Regions from separate parts of the Homo sapiens genome. Here all the other regions are linked to region 1. Evidence: read pairs that join two places in POLR2A ChIA-PET (ENCODE). Cell type or tissue: MCF 10A. All regions are shown on one strand.

Evidence for each region. Peaks named below come from ENCODE experiments on the same cell type or tissue, not always from the same donor. Only the 100,000 strongest peaks of a DNase experiment are listed, where the experiment ranks them.
Region 2: POLR2A ChIA-PET joins it to region 1 with 13 read pairs; 7 of 35 experiments call an interaction of 5 or more read pairs at or near these places.
Region 3: POLR2A ChIA-PET joins it to region 1 with 66 read pairs; 3 of 35 experiments call an interaction of 5 or more read pairs at or near these places.
Region 4: POLR2A ChIA-PET joins it to region 1 with 13 read pairs; 4 of 35 experiments call an interaction of 5 or more read pairs at or near these places.
Region 5: POLR2A ChIA-PET joins it to region 1 with 26 read pairs; 2 of 35 experiments call an interaction of 5 or more read pairs at or near these places.

The regions. Positions count from the first base shown.
Region 1 is chr1:44,325,654-44,329,653 of GRCh38, reverse strand. The region is part of intron 3 of ERI3 (ERI1 exoribonuclease family member 3); the gene reads left to right. Among named protein-coding and RNA genes, the nearest start is that of ERI3, 28 kb to the left of the region's middle. In MCF 10A, no CTCF peak of the experiment used is centred here; a DNase peak (open chromatin) is centred at 1,613.
Region 2 is chr1:44,629,961-44,633,960 of GRCh38, reverse strand. It overlaps RNF220 (ring finger protein 220), which reads right to left. Exons shown (of 15, transcript NM_018150.4): 6 at 1,576-1,618. Among named protein-coding and RNA genes, the nearest start is that of SNORD145, 39 kb to the left of the region's middle. RefSeq lists enhancers at 648-1,195, 1,265-1,354, 1,965-2,054, 1,745-2,292, 2,385-2,484 and a silencer at 1,625-1,934. In MCF 10A, no CTCF peak of the experiment used is centred here; DNase peaks (open chromatin) are centred at 1,630 and 2,010.
Region 3 is chr1:44,551,491-44,555,490 of GRCh38, reverse strand. All of the region lies in intron 2 of RNF220 (ring finger protein 220), which reads right to left. Among named protein-coding and RNA genes, the nearest start is that of MIR5584, 8.0 kb to the right of the region's middle. In MCF 10A, no CTCF peak of the experiment used is centred here; DNase peaks (open chromatin) are centred at 620, 1,550 and 2,520.
Region 4 is chr1:44,483,837-44,487,836 of GRCh38, reverse strand. All of the region lies in intron 2 of RNF220 (ring finger protein 220), which reads right to left. Among named protein-coding and RNA genes, the nearest start is that of MIR5584, 60 kb to the left of the region's middle. RefSeq lists enhancers at 2,567-3,445, 3,446-4,000. In MCF 10A, no CTCF peak of the experiment used is centred here; DNase peaks (open chromatin) are centred at 1,996, 2,476, 3,236 and 3,496.
Region 5 is chr1:44,421,845-44,425,844 of GRCh38, reverse strand. All of the region lies in intron 2 of RNF220 (ring finger protein 220), which reads right to left. Among named protein-coding and RNA genes, the nearest start is that of RNF220, 19 kb to the right of the region's middle. In MCF 10A, no CTCF peak of the experiment used is centred here; a DNase peak (open chromatin) is centred at 2,044.

The DNA.
Region 1 (4,000 bases):
GTAGATAGGATAATAACTGGCTAGAAAGCTTGGAATCTTGCTCTCTAAAAGTGTGATAAAACTGAGAGCCATGATTTGAGATTGCATTGTCTGGAAATGCAGGGACATGTCTGCGTTGTTCACAACACTAGCGGCATTTTAAAGGCCAGCTGGTCAACTGAACGGGATTGGTAGTTACAGATGGGTGGGTAGGGCTGATGAGTGAGATGAAACATGGCATTTTGATCAGGTCTACTTTCACTGGAAAGGTAATGTGACTAGAGAAACAATGTCGGGGGCAGACCTGAAAGGAAATTCATGGTTGATGGTGTTGAATGTGGTGGCTGGTGAGGATAGCAAGGAGTCCCCAAGTAGGTGCCTTAGGATATGCAGGAATTCTGTGATCCTGCTCCAAATTTGTGGCCAGGGTTGGAGAGGCCTTTCTCAGGACCAGAGGCAGTTAGATAGACCAGATAAGCTCCTGGCTTGTGTCTGTAATGAGCGGTCTTCTCATAGGAGAGGTACCCAGTCCTGCTTTTTGGTTCATCTGGACAGAGGAAGGTTTTTTTCTGGAGGGCTGAGACAATAGTGTGCTGAGCACTCTGAGGGTAGCTGATGCCCTGGTCTTGACAGTATTCCTAAAGGAAGCAGGCACTGCCATGACAAGAAGACTTTTTGCTAGCTCCCTGACAGAGATGTGCCAGTCTACTCTGTGAAGTTCTTGGATGTGACAGGCCTGTTTTTCTGCCCTAGCTCTTGGCAGCAAGGAGGATGAAATGTCTGGTGATAAGAGCTAGCGATGGTTAGCAGACTTAGAGGGCTTGACTCGGGTGCTTAAAGTGGGTCAAGTAAGGGTTTGCTCTGAGAAGGGAGCTGAGAGCCATGGGCTCTGATTCTCATTTGGTCAGTACCTCAGCGATAAGGAGTTAGTCACATAAATGTTCTAGACTACACCTTTGCTGTTTAAATTGTGGTCTGAGAACCAGCAGCATCCTCATCACCTGGGAGCTTGTTAGAAATGCAGAATGTCATGCCGGCCCTACTGAAATAGAATATACTGAAATATAATCTGAATATACTAAATATACTGAAATAGAACCTGCAATCTGACACATTCCTCAGGTCATTTGAAGTCTGAGAAACACTGCTGTAGTCTGGACCAGCGGTTCTCAAACTTCAGACTTCAGCGAGCGTCAGAGTCACCTGGAGGGCTGTTAAAACCAAGGCTGTTGGCCCCATCCCCAGGGCTTCTGATTCTGAAAGGCAAGGGTGGAGGCCAGAAATTTGCATTTCTAACAAGTTCTCAAGTGATGGGACTGGTTTGACAACAGCTGACCCTCTTAGCTTTCTCATCTGCAAAACAGGGGAGTGATTCCTGCCTGCTTACGGAGATGTGGGATCATATGGGACAGTGTGTGAGAAATGTGTTCAGTGCATTGCGGGGGTGGGGGGCGGGTATCCGTTTGTGTATTGCTTGCTTACTAGTCAGTGAATTTTTAAAAATCTATTGTCATGCCAGCACAACTGTTTACCTTCCTGGCTGCTGGCCATCATTTGTGGGCAGAGAACAGGGAATCTATGAACCACCCCACAGGCATGCAGTATTCTGTGAAGAGATCAGCAGTCCCTGGGGCTATGGATGGGGATTATTGAGCAAGGCCTCCTGTAGCCCAGCCAGCTTCCCTGGCTCCTGGCCAAGTAGTCTGACCAGAATTCTCAGTCTGCCTGAGTGGGCCTGGTCCTGTCTTGATCACTTGTTACTCACCGCCATTTCTTCACCCCCAGCTAGTGTATCTTAAGGCAATATTTGAATTGGTTTGAAAAATGGTCTTTGTCTAACCAAGCCTCTGATTCATCTTGTGATCCTGAGCAAGACACATGCCTTTCCTCCACTTTGTTGGGTGACTGATGGAACAGGCTTTGGCTGCATGTGCCCAAGTCCCAGAATGTGGACTCTGGACCTTCAAAGTGAGGGAAGCTGAGGTAGACGCTGTTCTGATGAGAATCAGTAGAGCATAGTAGTTAAAAGCATAGATTCCAAAACTGGACTGTCTGGATTTGAGTCTTGACTACCTACTGGTAGTCTGACCTTGGGCAAGTTGCTTGCACTCTTTATGCCTCAGTTGCCTTATTGGCAAAGTGGGGTTAATAATAGTACCAATCTTATAGGACTGATGGGAGGATAAACTGAGTTAAACATATTAAGTGCTCAAAACAGTGTTTGATATGTAATGGCTTATAGGTATTAGCTCTTATTAGTAGAACTAGTACTAGTATTATTCTGATCCACAACCTCCTAATAAGCTGTTGAGATACAGCAGGTGACTGGGAGGCAGGCCCTGCTTCTCTGGGAAACACAGAGAGATCAGGCCCTCTTATCAACATACTGATAGAACCAGAGTACTATCCAGAGAGATTTTTTTGGGCTTGGCACCCTTCCATTTCTAGGCCCTTCCTTAGTGATGCCTCCAGGGGACCTCTCTAGCACATAACCTGAGATTTGTTTAAATTAATTTCATGACAAATGTGTGTCTACAGGTAGCTACAAACAAATCATTTGGTTGTTTGGTGCCCTTGAAGGGTCAGCTTCACAGAAGCCACTAATATCTGAAGTTATTTACAATTGAATATGTAAAAATGTTTGAACTGTGGCTGTTTCTGAGTCATGTACATACAGAGGGAGACACAGGTGTGCACACCTCAGGTGAGGATGTGGTTTCTAAGACTTGGTCTCCTTCATTTATTGGTATTATGTTTTTGAAAAATTCAGATTTCAATAAGGGTAAATTATAATTCACTTTGCACCCATACTCTCCTCAAATAAAGAATAGCAGTGTCTATTTTCAGCCTCTTTTCTATATTTTAATTGCTTTGGGGTCTATGGAGATGGGGAGAGGGGGACATGTAGGTGAAAAATCAGCCTTTTAAAGCTCCGATTTTTTACCCTTCCTTGTCCTGAAACTTCGAGCATCAGCTCTCATCTGTCAAAGTGTAAATCAGCAATTAAAACCCAAACAGCCAAATGCCAAAGATGACCCGAAGCACAAAGCAACTGACAAACAAGTCCGGACAAATCGACGGGTAATTTATAAGCTTTGCCCTAAAATCTAATTATTTGGCAATTCGAATTTGCAGCCAGCCAGGGCTTGGCAATAAATTTAACCCGCCATAAATTATTTAGGAGCAGACTGTGGTGTAAATCAAAACCACGAGTGTTTGTTTAAGAAATAAGCTCCTTGTGCATAAAATGTCTTTTTTTTTTCCAAGGGAGAAACTGTTATTGCAAACCATACCCCATTGCCCAGTGTAGCCCTCACTTCTCCCATCCAACTTACCCTCTTCCCTGTGGCCAGGAGGCTTCTTGATCCTTGGAGAAAGGGCCCGTCTTTGCATGAGACTTTTATCCAAAACTAAATATTTGGGTAAAACCCACATGTTTTCCAGGGACTGCATTTTCTACCTTGTGGTATGTGTTGCTTTTAGATTTTATCAAACCTTTCAGTGCAGGGACACACACTTTTTGGAATTTTCTTCCGAGGGTTGAAGGAATAGATTAGTTGTTTTGAAGGAAAGCCAGTTCCTTCTTCCTAGGTTGGGAGGGGGAAGCCATGAAAAATGATCTGCTCATTCTCTTATTTCAGATAGGACATAGAAACATCAGCTCAGGCAGAGGAGAATCTATGCTTAGGAAAAAAGGGCTAGAATGCTACTCTATTAAACCCTCTGGGCTGGGTGCAGTGGCTCTGGCCTGTAATCCCAGCACTTTGGGAGGCCAAGGCAGACAGATCTCTTGAGGCCAGGAGTTTGAGACCCACCTGGCCAACGTGGCAAAACCCTGTCTTTAGTAAAAACACAAAAATTAGCTGGGCATGGTAATCCCAGCTACTTGGGAGGCTGAGGCATGAGAATCACTTGAACCTGGGAGGCGGAGGTTGCAGTGAGCCGAGATCATGCCACCGTACTCCAGCCTGGGTGACAGAGCGAAATCCTGTCTCAAAAACAAACAAAAAAACAGAATTTA
Region 2 (4,000 bases), 300 kb before region 1:
TGCCTCACTTGACTTTGTGGACACAGATCGAGAACTCTTCATTTTGGCTGCCCTAACTCTTGGAATCTCAGACTTAGGTAGCCTTGACACTCTAGAGCCAGGGCTGGGATGGAGAATGGACGTGAAACATCAGAAAGGCATTGAGCAAAGGACCCTGAGAGTTCTAGAAGTGTAGTAAGGAGCAGTGTGCCAACACAAAGCTTCCTCCCTACCATGCCTACACCAAGGGAATGCCTCCCTGGGGAAGAAGGTGCTGATGATACCACAATGTTCAATGACTAAGGAAACGAATCTCATGGAATGGTCAAGAAAGGCACAATACTGGATGCGCTCCTTGCTCAGGACACACAGGCCAGCAGATGATCCCTTGTTGTCCCTGGAAAGCACCCCAATGGACTGGGCTTCATCTGCAAATTCTCAGAGAAGGAAGGCAGGTTTGGTTTTCACCTTCCCATTCATCTTCTAAATCCTGAATTAAGCTTACCAAAGTGTGGTAGGGAAAGTTCTGTTCTCTATCCAGAGGCTACGTACGAGTAGGAAGAATCAAAGCATTTGCCAAGGAGGTAGCATGGCATGGTTGGAGAAACACGGGCTTTGGTGGGAAACAAACTTCAATTGAATCATGGCTCAGTTACATCCCAGCTGTGTACTTTTAAACAAACCACTTTCACCTCTCAGAGCCTGTTTTCTTATTCACAAAAGGTGTGTAATACTCTTCTCAGAGGCGTTGTGAGAATGGTGCTTAACATGGCGCCAGCCCATCATGAATTTCTCCCTTTTCCAGACTAGGGCTCAGCCTGGCAGCAGAAACCAAGTGATAAGAGCTGGGGATCTTGAACTCCATGGCCTCTCTCACTTACCAGCTGACCCAGAGACCCTAAACCCCTTACAGCCACCCCCCAGATACCACACCCCAGTAAGCACAAAAAGCTAGGATCATTCAATTGTATTCAGCAAACAGGAATGCTCCAGAGGTTTGAATCCAAAAGGGGGGCTGCTAGGTAGTGCATACACGGCCTGCTTTCAGAGAAGGCCTCTAAGAGCTGTCGAGCCCACGCTGATCACCTTTGTGAAATGTGGGCCGACTGATAACTCAAAGAGCCCTGGGATGAGTTAGTTCCTGTTGCCGTGGGAACTCCAGATCTCACTGTATTGTCAAGTCTCAGCAGAGGGGCTGTATTCACACTACTGGGCACTGATTAAAAACTGGAAGAAAAACATTCTCAGCGCCCTGCAGGTTTGTATAGTGAGGTCCCAGCAGTTTGCAAATTCAAAGCTGAGCTCCCGAGTAGAATTGTGTAGCTCGTTCCTCATTCTCCGGCACTTATTGCCCCCCCAGGGTTCTTCAGGGCCTTTAGAGAGGTTTGGGCAAGAGCTGGGCGCCATACCTCCATTAGACAGACGGGGAAACTGAGAGCGGCAGCTTTGGTTTGCACATACTCAGGCGCCGTGACTGCGAAGAAGCCAACGGGCCCCAGAGTCGAAGAGACCCAGGCAAGCCAGGAGCGGCAGGCAGTGAGGGAGGGAGGGAGGAGGCCGGGGGTGGGGCGGAGGGAGGGGCCGGGCAGGACTCACCATTCAGTCGGGTCTGCCGGTTGGCTCGTACTCGCAGAAAGGTCTGGGAGAAGATCGCGGGCAGATGCAAGAAAAGAAAAGAGAGCGTCAGGCGCGGCCTGCAGTCCTGGCCCCCGCCCCAGCACCGGACCCCCGACCAAAGCTGCTCCGCCCCAAACAGCCCGTAAACAAACCTACTTCCTCCCTCCCGCCGGCCCCTCTGCTCCTCCGGCCGCTCCGGGCTCTCGGCATAGCCGCCGGGCGCTGCTCTAACGGGACCCCGTGGCCGCTGCGCGGTGCCGCCCCAGCCCTGGCCTCCGGCGCTCTGGGCCCCACGGCCGCCCGGCCGGCGAGGGCGGCGATGCGGGCGGATTCCCCGTGGCTGCCCGGCGGCGGCGGCACTTCAGCTCCAAGCGGCGGCGGCGGCCATGTTGGCCCTAATCACGTGATCTGCCGCCGTCGCGCGCTGGGGGTGAAAGTTCACAATGCGGCGGGGGCGGCCGGACAGAGACCAGGAAGCTGCCGTTTGTACTCGGGTAGCAACCGGCAGAAGCCTCCCCGGGGTCCCTCCCACCGCCCGTGAAGCCTACCCACCCAATCTTTAGCGGCTGCGAAGTCCTTCCACCCCACTCCACGACCCCTCCCGCTGCGGGGCTCCTTCCGCCCCATCGCCCGGCCCCGGCTCCCGCCTCCTGTGCCTGCCTTTCTCGCGGCTGCCCTTAGGGCAGAGGCATCGCGTTGGGTGCTTTACAGGGGACAAGGCGTCCGAATTCCCTATCGCCTGTGGGCGATCCCCGCCCAACCCCTAGGCCATCCAGTTCTGTTATCAGAGGACTCCCAACATGTCAGCTGTCTGCTGCACGGCCCCTGGAGCTCCCATAGGCACTGCATACCCACACGGCCAACATGGCCAACATGGAACTCAGTATCCTCCAAACAGAGGCCTTCCTCTTGGGTTCCCTGTTCATAAGAGGAAGCCACTATCTACTCAGGTGTGCCCACAGAAGAAAGTTGAGAGTCGTCCTGGACCCCACTTTCTCCATCCCTCACACTCAATCCTTTTCTAGATCCTGAAAGTGTACATTGAAAGGTCGCTAATTTTCTCATCTCCACCTCTGTATCTCCTACTCATCCTTCCAGGTCTAACTGAAAAATAGCTTTGCCTTGTGTAAGAGTACATTCATCTCTGCGCCGTTATCATCGCTTGTGAAGTTTTTATCAGTGGACTGACCACTTCAGGGTTGGGGCCGTGTGTGAATTATTTGGGTGAACCCAGAGCCCAGCATGGCACTGGGCAAAGGCAAGTCAGCCCTGAGTTGTTCTTCCATGGTTGTACCTACCTTGGTTGTCGTTGTGCTCCAGTCATACATAATCTTACGAGCTCTCGAAATTTGCAGCTGTTCCCGTCTCATCTTTTGGTCTCTAGCTTCTCTCTCTGCAACCCATCCTCCACACTACACACAATGTGATCTTTCTATTGGACAAAATTAACCCTCTCCTTCTTTAAATCCTTCAGTGGTTCTCCATCAAGGCATATAGGCCTTCCCTGTCTGCCTTGCCAGACTCTTCTCTCACTCCTATTCTCTCCCTTTACATTCCTGACACTCAGCTTTGCAGAGCTAACTAGCTCTTTGAGCACTCCATGCTCTGCACTCCAGGCCAGAGAGCCTCCATGCCCTCCAGTATCCCTTGCTTGGTTAACTGTTGTTCATCCTTCAGGACTCTGGCAAGACTTAGTTTTGTCCCCCAAGCCTGGGTTTGATGCCTCCTCTGAGTTTTCAGTTCCACTGCTTCTCTTTGATCATGTATATTTTGATTGTTTGTTTACATATCTGTCCCTTGTACTTGGAAGGTCATCTCTAGCCATTTACCCAGCACAGCGTCTTGCATGAAGGAGACACCAGTGGGAACGGGAGAAAGACTTTATGAGATAAGCCCTGAGCCCAGTGATGGGTTGGGAAACAATCTCGGATTTAGGGCCAGACAGACTCAAGTTCAAGTCCTAATTCTGTTACTTACAATTTATGTGTTCTTAGAAGAGTCACCTCTTTCTAGGCCTGTTTCCTTGGTAATAGACTGGGCATGATGAATACAGTTGCTATGAGGTTTAAGTGAGGTAATGATAAAGAGGGTTAGTTAGTCAGCAGGGGCTAAGTAAATGAGAATTCAAACCAGAAACCAAGGCTCATGCCTTTAATCTTAGCACTTTGGAAAGCCAATGCAGGAGGATTGCTTGAGCCCAGGAGTTCAAGACCAGCCTGGGCAATATAGTGAGACCCTGTCTCTATGAAAAACAAAAACAAAACCCCAGAAACCAATACCCCCTGGTTTCAAGGCCTAGCTCAGTGACTTTAAAAATCCGACATAGCTGAACAACTACTACATGCCAGGCCTTGTGTAAAGAGCAAGGGATGGGATACCCAGCTAGTCTCTGGGTTGCTTTCCA
Region 3 (4,000 bases), 230 kb before region 1:
AAAACTTAAAGTAAATAAATACATAAATTGGTACGTTCAGTATAGCTGGAATTTAGGGTATGCATAGAGGCCATAGGAACTGAGACTGGGCAGGTAGGTGGGGTCAGATCATACAAAGTTGAAAGCCGGGTGGAGTGGCTCACCCCTGTAATCCCAGCACTTTGGGAGGCCAAGGCAGGAGAATCGCTTGAGTCCAGGAGTTCGAGACATTCCTGAACAACAAAGTGAGATCCTGTCTCTACAAAATGTCAAAAACTTAGCTAGGCGTGGTGTCGTGTGCCTGTGGTTCCAACTACACAGGAGGTTGAGGTAGGAGAATGGCCTGAGCCCAGGAGGTGGAGGCTGCAGTGAGCTGTGTTATGCCACTGCACTCCAGCCTGGGCAACAGAGTGAGACCCTGTCTCAAAAAAGAGTTTGAGTGCTATGCTAAGGAGACTGGAGTTGATCCTATAGGCAAAAATGAGCCATTGAAGAAAGTTAAGCAAGGGGTAAGACATGACTGGATTTACATGCTAGAAATATCACTCTTGAAACAGTGTGGAGGAGGAATTAAGGAATCAGAATTGTGGGCAGGGAGACTAGTAAGGAAGCTATTGCAAAAATCTAAGAGGAGGGACAAAGACAGGTCTGAACTAGAACAACCAAGCAGTGGAGATAAAAAGGAAGAGACCAAAAAACGAGTGAAAAGGTGGGTGGTGAAGGTGAGCTGGGAGGGCCGTTGCCTTCTACCTGCTTGCTATGAAATTCCAGCTGGAACTCAGACTGGCTCCCCACCTGGCTGCATGCAAGGAACTGCTCTGATGCAGGGCACTGGGTTCCCAAGCCCCACAGGTTTGCTTCAGATGATTTCTAGGGAAAGGGTAGATCTTCCTGACCCTCCATTCTCTTCTCAGCTGATTCCAAGTCCCAGATCAATGGGATCCCCTTCAGCCCAACTGTTTCCTGTCCTTGGGTCTGACATTGGAGCTTTTTTCTCCAGGACAGAGAGCTTTATTGAGTATGAATACATCAGAGAGCACAATCTTGAAATTCCTGCCAGGATTCCTATTCTGTCTCAGCTTGGGATCCAGTTCTAGGCTAGGGGAGTAAGACAGCAAAGGAGTAAGGGTAGGCGAGAAGGACATGTCCTAAGCAGTGGCAAGCATTCCTCAATTTTTTTGCCCAAGTCCCTCCTCAATGCCTACCAGGCTGCCAGCTCCCAAATTCTGGGCTTTGCCTCTTTAATGGCTCTTGCTCTCTGTCCTGGGTGAAGCCTGAGTGGATAAGAAGACCCAGCCCTCCTCATCTCCATCCTTCCTCCATTCCTGGGGGCAGGGGCCAGAGAGATATCTGTTCGCTTCTGCAGATACACACATCACCCTTCTCCATTCTGTTCTGTGCCCTGAAAGCTGATTTCTGTCTTCTGCCCCAACAACCAAGCTTGCTTGCCTTCAGGATTCCTATGGGGTTTGACACATGGAGGACATTAGAGAACGAGAGGAGAGAAGCAGTTGGGGTGAGTATTGCCCTGGCTCCTTCTCTGCCAGCCAAGGGTTAGCATTCCTTTCCTGAAAGTCACAGCTCCTCCTGCAGCCGTGGTCATAGCCGCAGTTCTTCCTGGGTGCTGGTATATGCTCCTTCAATCCCAGGGGTAGTAACAGCTCCCCTGTCGTTGCTAGCTCTGAAGTACTTCACCTTCTCTTTATAAATCGTCCTTTCCTTAAACTTTCCTTTGTTACCCCATTCGTGGGCCTCTGTTTCTTGCTAGAACACTGACTAGTATAGCAGGCATTCTCAGAGATGGGACACTAACTGGACCATATATTTATTCCAGAAAGTTTTCATCAGTCTTATCCTACTTTGTCTACCATGAGTCTTTCAATACTAAGTGCCTCCTCCTGTTGATGGGCAGAGTGTAGAGAAACCAAACAGCAATTGAATCCCACGCCCTTGGCCTAGGCAGCTTCTCATAGCCACTAGGGGTTCATTTCTACAGGTTTGCAGAGAGTACAACAATGAAAAAGAAGTCATCTCGTTTTTAGTGAGAGAGAAACTGAGACTCAGAGAATGTCAGGACTGGGTAGCTGGATGCCATGAAGCATTCATTCATTCATTCATTCATTCATTCATTCATTCATTCTTATACTCAGCAAATATTTGTAGGGCACTTATCATGTTCAAGATACTATGCTAGTCACCATGGATACCACAAGCAATAAACAAAATATAATCCTGATGTCACTAAGAACACAATTTTGTTGGAGAGACCGACAAGCAGGGAGGCAATTACAAGAAGATAACCTTATTAGAAGAGTGGGTATGAGGAGTGCTGTGGAAATACACAAAAGTGGCACCTATCCTACTCTTGTGGGGTGGACAGAAGAAAGCTTCCCAGAGGAAATGAGTCTAAGCTAAGATCTGAAGGAAATCTTGGAGTTGACAGGGGGAGGAAGAGATAGGGAGAAGAAGAAGGGAACAGTATGTGCAAAGAGAGGAGCTGGAACACAGTGCCTTGGGAAAAGGAAAGTAACTCAGCACGGCTGGAATTTGTAGCTCAAGGCGGGGCGTGGTGAGAGATTAGGCTGGAAAAGTGGTAGAGATCAGATGACATGTGGTCTTCTAGGCTGCATTAAGAAGTTTAGAGGCCGGGCGCAGTGGCTCACGCCTGTAATCCCAGCACTTTGGGAGGCCAAGGCGGGCGGATCACGAGGTCAAGAGATCGAGGCCATCCTGGCTAACAAGGTGAAACCCCGTCTCCACTAAATATACAAAAATTAGCCGGGCGTGGTGGCGGGTGCCCGTAGTCCCAGCTACTCGGGAGGCTGAGGCAGGAGAATGGCGTGAACCCGGGAGGCGGAGCTTGCAGGGAGCCGAGATTGCGCAACTGCACTCCAGCCTGGGTGACAGAGCAAGACTCTGTCTCAAAAAAAAAAAAAAAAAAAAAAGAAGAAGTTTAGAATAGCAGGGAGCCATTGATGGGTTTTTGTTGTTGTTGTTGTTTGTCTGTTTGTTTTTTGAGACAAGGTCTTGCTCTGTTGCCCAGGCTGGAGCGCAGTGGCACAATCATGGCTCACTGCAGACTTGACCTCCGAGGCTCCTACCTCAGCCTGCCAAGTATCTGGGACTTGTATGTGCTGCCACATCTGGCTAGCTTTTTCTATTTTTTTTGTAGAGGTGGGGTCTCACTCCTGTTGCCCAGGCTGGTCTTGAACTCCTAGGCTCAAGCAATCCTCCCAAAGTGCTGGACTTACAGGCACGAGCCGCCACACCCAGCAGGAGTTTCATTTTCATTCATGATGGACACATCTGAGACAGCCTAAAGGAGGCCATTGTGAGGATCTGGAGTTTTCCTGCTCACAAGTTCTGAGCCTGCTGCGGAGCCTTTTTGAAATAGTCTTAGATGAGGCTTATAGGACCCAACCAAGTAGCCTCTATACTCCAGTTTCAGTAGCCTGCTGTCCACGGTTTGGTGGCATATACCAGGCACTAGAGGGGCAATGGCTTCCACTGGCACACATCAAATGACTTCCAGCTTGGAGTCAGGCCCTCAGAGGAGGTGGCTGCCAACCATGCCCCATAAGGAGGTAAAAATGGAGGTATGTGTTAGGAGGAGACTAGATCTAAAGCATAGCTTGTGGGAATGGGAGCTTGAGGTGTTCAGTTTATGCAGCAGGCAAGTTGGGGAGCAGAGCTGAAGGATTCTGAGTGAAGAAGTGCGTGGTAAAATCTCAGTCTTAGGATGTATAACCTAGTGATTATTAACAAGGTGAATTGGAGGTGGGGAGACCAATGGGAGGTTGCTACCATAATGCAGAAAGATTTTTTTTCCCCTTTGGCTAATCAAATTAGTAAAGATTTAAAAATTGATAATGTGGATGATGGTTTAAGAAAATGGGTATAATCATTCATTGATGATGAGATTGTGAATTGGTATAACCTTTCTAGAAAGCAGTCTATCAATACGTATCAACAGCTTTTTAAAAGTTTATACCTTTTGACCCAATAATTTCTTTTCTAGGAC
Region 4 (4,000 bases), 160 kb before region 1:
GCAATCTCGGCTCACTGCAACCTCCACCTCCCAGGTTCAAGCAATTCTCCTGCCTCAGTCTCCTGAGTAGCTGGGATTACAGGTGTGTGCCACCATGCTCAGCTAATTTTTGTATTATTATTATTGTTATTATTATTATTATTATTATTATTATTATTATTATTTTAGTAGAGATGGGGTTTCACCATGTTGGCCAGGCTGGTCTCAAACTCCTCACCTCAAGTGATCCATCCTCCTCAGCCTCCCAAAGTGCTGGGATTACAGGTGGGAGCCACCATGCTCGGCCCACGTCCCTACTTTATAACTCAAACAAACAAGGATGCCCAGGGGCTTCTCTCCCTTTATCTCCATCCTAAATTTTGAGACTTTACTCTCAAAACCCAAATTCTGCAAAAGGGTCACAAATCAGGGTATAGTCCTTACTTCTGTTGCAGCAACCACCATTTTATTTTATTTTTTATTTTTTAAAATTATTTATTTATTTATTTATTTATTTATTTTTGAGACAGAGTCTCGATCTGTCACCCAGGCTGGAGTGCAATGGCGCAATCTCAGCTCACTGCAACCTCTGCCTCCCAGGTTCAAGTGATTCTCCTGCTTCAGCCCCTCAAGTAGCTGAGACTACAGGCATGCACCACCATGCCTGGCTAATTTTTCTATTTTTGGTAGAGGCAGGGTTTCACCATGTTGGCCAGGCTGGTCTCGAGCTCCTGATCTCAGATGATCTGCCCGCCTCAGCCTCCCAAAGTGCTGGGATTACAGGTGTGAGCCACCGCACCTGGATGACAATTTTTAAACCGTCCTTCTAATTCTAACACACAACCTGGGCTAAAGCAGTTTGCTGCTGTTAATTGTGTTACTTATAATAATAGTTAACATTTATTGAGCACTTGCTGTTTGCCAGGCATTGTTCTAGGCTTTTTGCATGGATTATCTTATTTATTCCTTAGAACAACCCTAGAGGTGGATAATATTATTGCCAATTTCATTTGGTAGATTGTGAAGATTGACTCCTGGAGACATTGGCTCAACTTCCCAAGTCCACACAGCTAGGAGGTGGTGGTGGAGCTAAGATTTGAACCCAGGCAGTCAAGCTTCCCAGCCCACTCTTAGCCATGAAGCTCCATGGCTTCCCAAGTGGGCTTTACCGTTCAACAGACACATGGACGTGTCATGGAACAGCTCTTCTGGAATGGCCCTAGGTAGGTATTGCTGAAGACTATTCTATACTGTGATGCTTATTTTTCCTAACCAACCATTTTGATAAAAAACCAGCCTGATTTATTTGGCCCTGGGTCCATAGATCAATGTTAATCTGCATGTTGGTTTAAGCTCTCACTAGTAACCTTGGAGAGAGAGAAAAGAAGAAGAAAAATGAGGCCAAAATTCATTTTAAATTTTAAAGTTATTTTTAAAAAGAAAGATGACGGGGGAAGAGAACATATGTCTGTCTCTTGAAAGGAATGAGCCTCTGTCTATTGCCCGTGATTTTCTCTGACTTTGAAGCTCTGGCCCCTGCTGGAGCCTCTGAGCTCTCTCAGCCTATGTGCTCCTGTTAAAGGTGATGAGGACAAAATTGGGACAGGTCGCCCAAAGGCCCCCCCCTTTCACTTTGTTCTGGGCGAATGCTCTTTCTGAACATTCTCAGCTTTAGCTAAGCAAGGAAAGGGCAGCCCCTATTTCATAAGAAGAAAGGAAGACGGTCTGGGAGACTGTTCCTTCCCCAAGTATTCAGAGAGTTGCTGAATAATAGGGAGAAAAGAGTCAGAGAAAGGACAAAAAAATAAAAAAGTAAAAATAAATAAAAAATAAAATGACACAGCATAGCTCTAAGCCCTCTCCTATCAGGTTTTACAGAGGGGCAATAGATTTTCTTCATTGCCAGTCCTGACTTATCACAGCCTTGTTTTTAATGAGGTATAATAAGGGGAACATTTTGTAACAACACGGTTCCCCTATTTTATCCCGCAAACAGCTGTGTCATGCTTGTGGCTGGAAGAATGAATCATATCTCTGCCTGCATATGCTAACTCCCATGTAATTACCCCAGCATCTTAAATAAAGCAGGCCCTAAACCTGTCGCTCACATTACAAGCAAACGGTGCAGACCTCGTAACTGGGGCCTCTATTATTACAATTAATTTATCACAGAAGCGACTGAGATTAGAGGCTAGAATTAAAACCCAGAGCATGGAGAGTCACCGCAGTGACACTGAAAAACAGGCTCTTGAGAGGTGGCTGGCTCCAGCGGCTGCCTGACTAATGCCTTTCCTGGGGAAAAACGGCCTTAGTTGGATTTTGTTTTCTTTATATTTTTCCCACTCGAAGATTTTACTACAGTGATTTCGGTGCCTCTCTTGATTCAAAATGATGTTGGAAAAATTCTACCTGCTACTTAACCAGAACCCTGAGCAGGAGTCACTGTTTTCTCATTCTTACACAACCACTGTCTCTCCATAGGAACAATCCCGGGAGACCTCCCATTTGTTTTTGTTATTAGAAAGGAATTTCTCATGACATCAGTTTGTTTCCTTTCAGGGCGCAGGAGATTGGGGGGAGGGAGAGAATAGTCTAGAGCATTTGCCTCAAATATAAAATGCTGTTTGCATCTCTTCAGGCAGGGGTTTCTCAGCCAGGGTTCCTCAACTGAGCCACAAAGACAGAACAATTACCTAAGCAACTCTTTTCTTTTCTTTGTTTTTTGATGGAGTCTCGATCTGTTGCCCAGGCTAGAGTGCAGTGGCACGATCTCAGCTCACTGTAACCTCCGCCTCCCGGGTTCAAGTGATTCTCAGCCTCCCAAGTAGCTGGGACTACAGGCACGTGCCACCATGCCCAGCTAATTTTTTGTATTTTTACTAGAAATGGGGTTTCATCGTGTTAGCCAGGATGGCCTCGATCTCCTGACCTTGTGATCCACCTGCCTTGGCCTCCCGAAGTGCTGGGATTACAGGCGTGAGCCACCGTGCCCGGCTGTCAGAGCAACTATTTTCTTAGTTCTCCCAAGGATAGTACAACTTGTACATCTAGACTGTACAATCCAGATGCATAGGAGAGAAATTCATTAATTACAGTCAATGGCTTAGGGCATTCGTGCTTACCATGGTTGAAAAAGGTTGAAGAGAGACAATCAGATTGACCCAGTTACAGCAATACCGAGGGACCCCACCTGAGAACCCTCCTCCAGATGTGAGTCAGCTCCCATTCTGTTCAAAACAGTTCTTACTCAGCCCCTGGTGCCCAGCCTCCTTTCGTTCATGGAGTGGCCTCTGCCAGTCCTCCCACCTAAAGCCCCAAGTACGTGCTATGTCTCCAGACACGGCCACAGGGGGATCCTGTGGCTGTTGCCTTCGTACTCACTGGTGCTCAGCAGTCTACTGTCTTTGTCAGTTCTACCCACTGTGCGGCAGTTTGCTATGTGCTCACTTCTTCCTCTTCTTCCTGGGCACACAGCTCGACTGCATTCCCAGCCTCCCTCGCAGTTAGATAGGAATTCCACTCACTGGATCGTAGGTGGAGGTGATGTAAGCCATTTCCCCTGGGCCAATAAAAGTCTCCTACTTGACCCTTCATGCTCTTTTTTTTCTTCTATGCCAGTTACAGCATCCAGCAGGGGGATCCTGAACCCTAGGGGACGGCTCAACCTGAATTCCAAAGGCACCGCTATGTGACTGCCTTCTAAAAAGGATTTGTTGGATGTAGTCATTAGCCTACCCTAATAAACCCTGAAAATGAGATGCCTCGACCCCACCTCAGGAGGCTCTACAGCTTGTGAAGAACAAGGAAGGAAGGAGAACCAGCCCAAGGCTGGGAAACAGTTATTCCCAGATTTTGGAGACATTTCACTGCTTGCCTAGGAAAAGCAAGGGTAAGGGGCTTAGGAGGGCCAAGGCTAGCAGTGAGCCCAGACTCCTGGAAAGGGGGCTCACAGCTTCAGGGGTTTCTCACACACCAGACAAGCTGCATTCTGATACGTTTTGGAAGGCTCAAGGCAGAAAAA
Region 5 (4,000 bases), 96 kb before region 1:
CATTTTGCTCTTGAGACAGACGTAGATAGACATCTTGCATGTACCTATGTGTATGTGAGGGTATGGCATTTATACGGTTACTTTTAGATTACAAAACACATCTGGATTATCTATTTACTCAGCAACCCTGTAGGGTAGGGCAGGGATTATCTACCATCTCCCATTTTATATATGAGGAGCTGGGGCTCAGAGAAACAGAGACTTACCCAGCATCACACGGCTAGTAAATGACAGGCCCAGAGCTTCTGACTGTGCTGTTGCCCTATTGCTGAACCGTTCCTCTATTTCTAGTCACCACCTCCCACTTGTAAACATGCCAGGAGGTGCCCAGTGTTGTGGTGGATCCTGTGTGGCCCTTCAGACTATGTCCAAGTGAGTAGAGCCAGCTGGCAACTCTGCAAACTCAGCAGAAGAAACAGTGATCCTGGGTTCATTTACTTTAACAACAAGTATTTACCAAGCTAGGCACTACGTGAGGGGACACGCTAGATGGAGTCACATAGGGAGACAGACATGGGCCCATGGGAGAGGCACAATTAAGCAAATAATTACAATTTAATGTGATGAGTGTTTTTAAAGGGGGAATTATGTTGGGGGAAAAATACCATCCCCAACTCCATAAGCAAAGTTGACGAGAGCATCCCCTACTGTGCAGGTACCCAAAACCCCCTGAACCTCTCAGAGCAAGCCCCTAGTCACGGCTCACTGAACCTTCTACCCGGTGGCAGCTGCCCCCTGGAAGGGTTAAAGCTTAAAGCAGAAAGCCAATCTGCAGGTGTTGGTGACTAATTCTGACACTGACAGATTCCTCTAACCCTCCAACTTTTATTTCTTTACAAATGAGCATTTGAATGAAAGCTCAAGGGTTGCGGAAGAGGACAGAGGAGGCTGGCAAAGCATACACACCAAACCCTCTCCAGCCCCTTCTCGGCAGAGCAACAGCAGTGAGAAGATAAGCGGGCTGGAGCCCAAGGGGCACCGCAGCGCACACCGGCCTCCCTCACATCTGGCCAAGCACCTCCAGACCCTCCGCTGGGCCACCTCATCATAATAATATTGCACCAAGAAGGGGAGGTCTGGGCACATACAGTCACTTGATCAGCAATAAGACAGGCAGAGGGAGGCAATCCGAGGAGGAGCAGTGGCAGAGGGGGAGCCGGGACAGGTGGACAGATCCTCCCCAAGACAGGAGACTGGATGAGGAAGGTACTGTTTGTGAGCAGATGCTGGGTCTTCACCCTTCCCCTGCCTGCCCAGACTCCTCAGTGGGTTTCCATCCTCTCCTTTCCTCCCCACTAGTCCTCACTCCCCTTTCTGCAAGGCCAAACACCTCGGTGAAACCTTCCCCCGAGACTTTCACCCTAGATGAGTGATTCCTAAACCTTAAGGAAAACAAGAATCACCTAGGATGGCTACTTGCTGAATACACAGTTTTTAGGCTGTATTCCTTGTGATTCTGAAGATGAAGTCTAGTGTGGGCCCTGGGAATCTGCATTATAAATAACATTCTTCACCCCACCCCCATCCCTGTCCCCATCCTCCACTATCACCAGCACAAGTGATCTGAAACAGGCAGTCCTTAGATCACATTCTGGGAAAGCCAGCCTCAGGGATGACTCTCTCTCTCTCTTGAAATCCTAGTGCCCTTACTGTCTGTTATTTTACATTATCATTTCTTTTTCATATATACAGTTTAGCTACTCACCTTAACCATAAGGCTGTCAAGAAGAGGAAGTATCATCTCCTACTTCTTTGATTCCCTTGCAAACAGCACCGAGCACAACGCTCTACACACAGGAGCTCAGGAAATGTTCGTGGATGTAGAGCGATGATGAAGATAAGAGGCCAGGGAAGGAAAACCACAGCGGGGATGGTGGAGTACAGAGGCCCCGCCTGGAAGGAACTGTTTTTAGCATGCCGACGTGTGCCAGGCTAGAACAACGGTTTGCTTCGCTTTCTTTTTTTCCTTCTTCAATACTCTTGGCACTACATGCCTAACCTCCCTCGCGAAAGTCAAGCCTGAGCAATGCACCTCCCAGAGGAAACTTTGCCAAGAAACTCTGCCAAGAATCCCGGGTGCTATGTGGCTTAGTTTAACGGCCAAGCGAGTACTCTAGGCCCTGAGACCTGTCACGTTTCCGGGTAGGGCAAAGGATAGAGCTAAGCCTGAACTTTAGTAAAAAGATGAGGACCCTTAATCTAACTCACTAAACATCAGCAGGGCAATGGCCCTCCTTCATTCAGCAAATATTTCCAGAGTATCTACTCTGTGCCAAGCATGGTTCTGGGTGCTCATGGGTCCTCTGGTGGTTAAGATAGCATATGTTATCAGAAAGCATTTTCTAGTGACATATCTTTAGAAAGTTACTTTAAAAGCAGGACCCTAGATGATGATGAGCCTCAGAGCCACATAAGCACCAAATGGATATTCTCAAGAATGCCTGGTTATAGGATGAAGTGCTATAGACATCCAAGGTCAGGTCTCAGGCCCTGCCAGGGAACAATTCTATTCTCACTTCACTGTGAGCAATCCTTGGCAATTCTGGAGTTCTTTCTTCCACTCTCAGATACTACAGTTTGTCCAAAAAAGCCAACTGCTACCCCTAGCTCCTTTGAATAAATAACTCCTTCTTGATTTTCAGATATCAGCGTAAAGGTCACTTGCTCCAGAAAGCTATCCCTGACTCTTAGACAAGATTAGATGCTCCAACTTCTAAGTCTCATGGCATGTTATATTTCCCCTATGACAGCACTTTTCGCAGCATCCTACAATTGCTAACTAAACTTTGAAGTCCAGTAAGGCAGGGGCTATAATCTATCTTGCACATCAGTCTATTCCCAGTACCTCGCATGGTGCCTGGAACAATGTAGGTATGCAGTAAATACAGCTGAATGATTAAACCAATGAGTGCATCACATTTGACCAATGATATGGCAACTGAGTCATGTCTCACATACTCTGCGACAGTTTTATCCACTGCCACCAACAAACAGCTAAGATGAAGCAGTACTATTCCTTCTGTGGGACCAGTATCTTATGGAGGTAAAACTGGGGCTCACAGCAGCACCCCAGTACAGACTCCAGGAGGCACTTCCCACGATCAAAGATGGATTCAATACTACAGAGTCAATATAATGTCCTCAAGAGCCTGAGAGCTATTCTGGCCATGAGCAACAGACTTGAGTTTCTTACAAGTCACTCAACTTCTCATAGGCTCAGCTTTCTCATGAAGAGGACAGTGGGTACTTCAGCAGCAGGCACTCACTTTAAATAAAGAAGAAATGACAATAAAAATCTCCCCATACCATGATGGTAAGTTAGAAGGAGAAGGCAGCATTTGCAATGAAGCATCTCTGTGGTTAGGAAAGGGTTAAACCCATGTCTGGGTTCTTTTCCCCGTAAATCAGCCTTGACTGCTGCTCAGTCTGAATGAAGCCCCACCAGGTTGGCCTGTCAGGAAGGAAGCCCATGCGTCCAGACTTTTGTTGTTCTAAGGATTTTTTTTTTTAATTTTACTGCTCAGGAAGGAAGCTGAAGCCTAGGCCCTAACTGCAGTCCTGCTGATTCCTCAGCCGAGCATGCGCCACTGCCCTTACCACTCCAGCGACCTCTCAGACTCCGCTCCTTTTCTAGAATTCCTTCTGAACCATGATTTTGGCATTTGGACCTAAATCCCAGACTTTCTCCTTCAAGAACCAAAAATTAAGAACATTCAGCATTTCCCTTCCTACCTAGTACACACCTTTGTGACTATATGTGGGAAGGGCTGAGGACAGAGAGGGAGGAGAATTGGGTGCTGCATGACCTTCAGTGACACTTTACTTCCAAAGGTGAGCTGAACCCTTCCTTTAAATGGAGCCATGAAGGAGTTGATAGAGACTGAGGTATCAGATGATTGGCTGCCAACAGCTATTTCTGCTACAAACATGTGTGGGCATGAGGCTCTTCAAATATGAGCTACTCTATTTAAATAACAGACTCAAATCCGAGGTCCTCAGG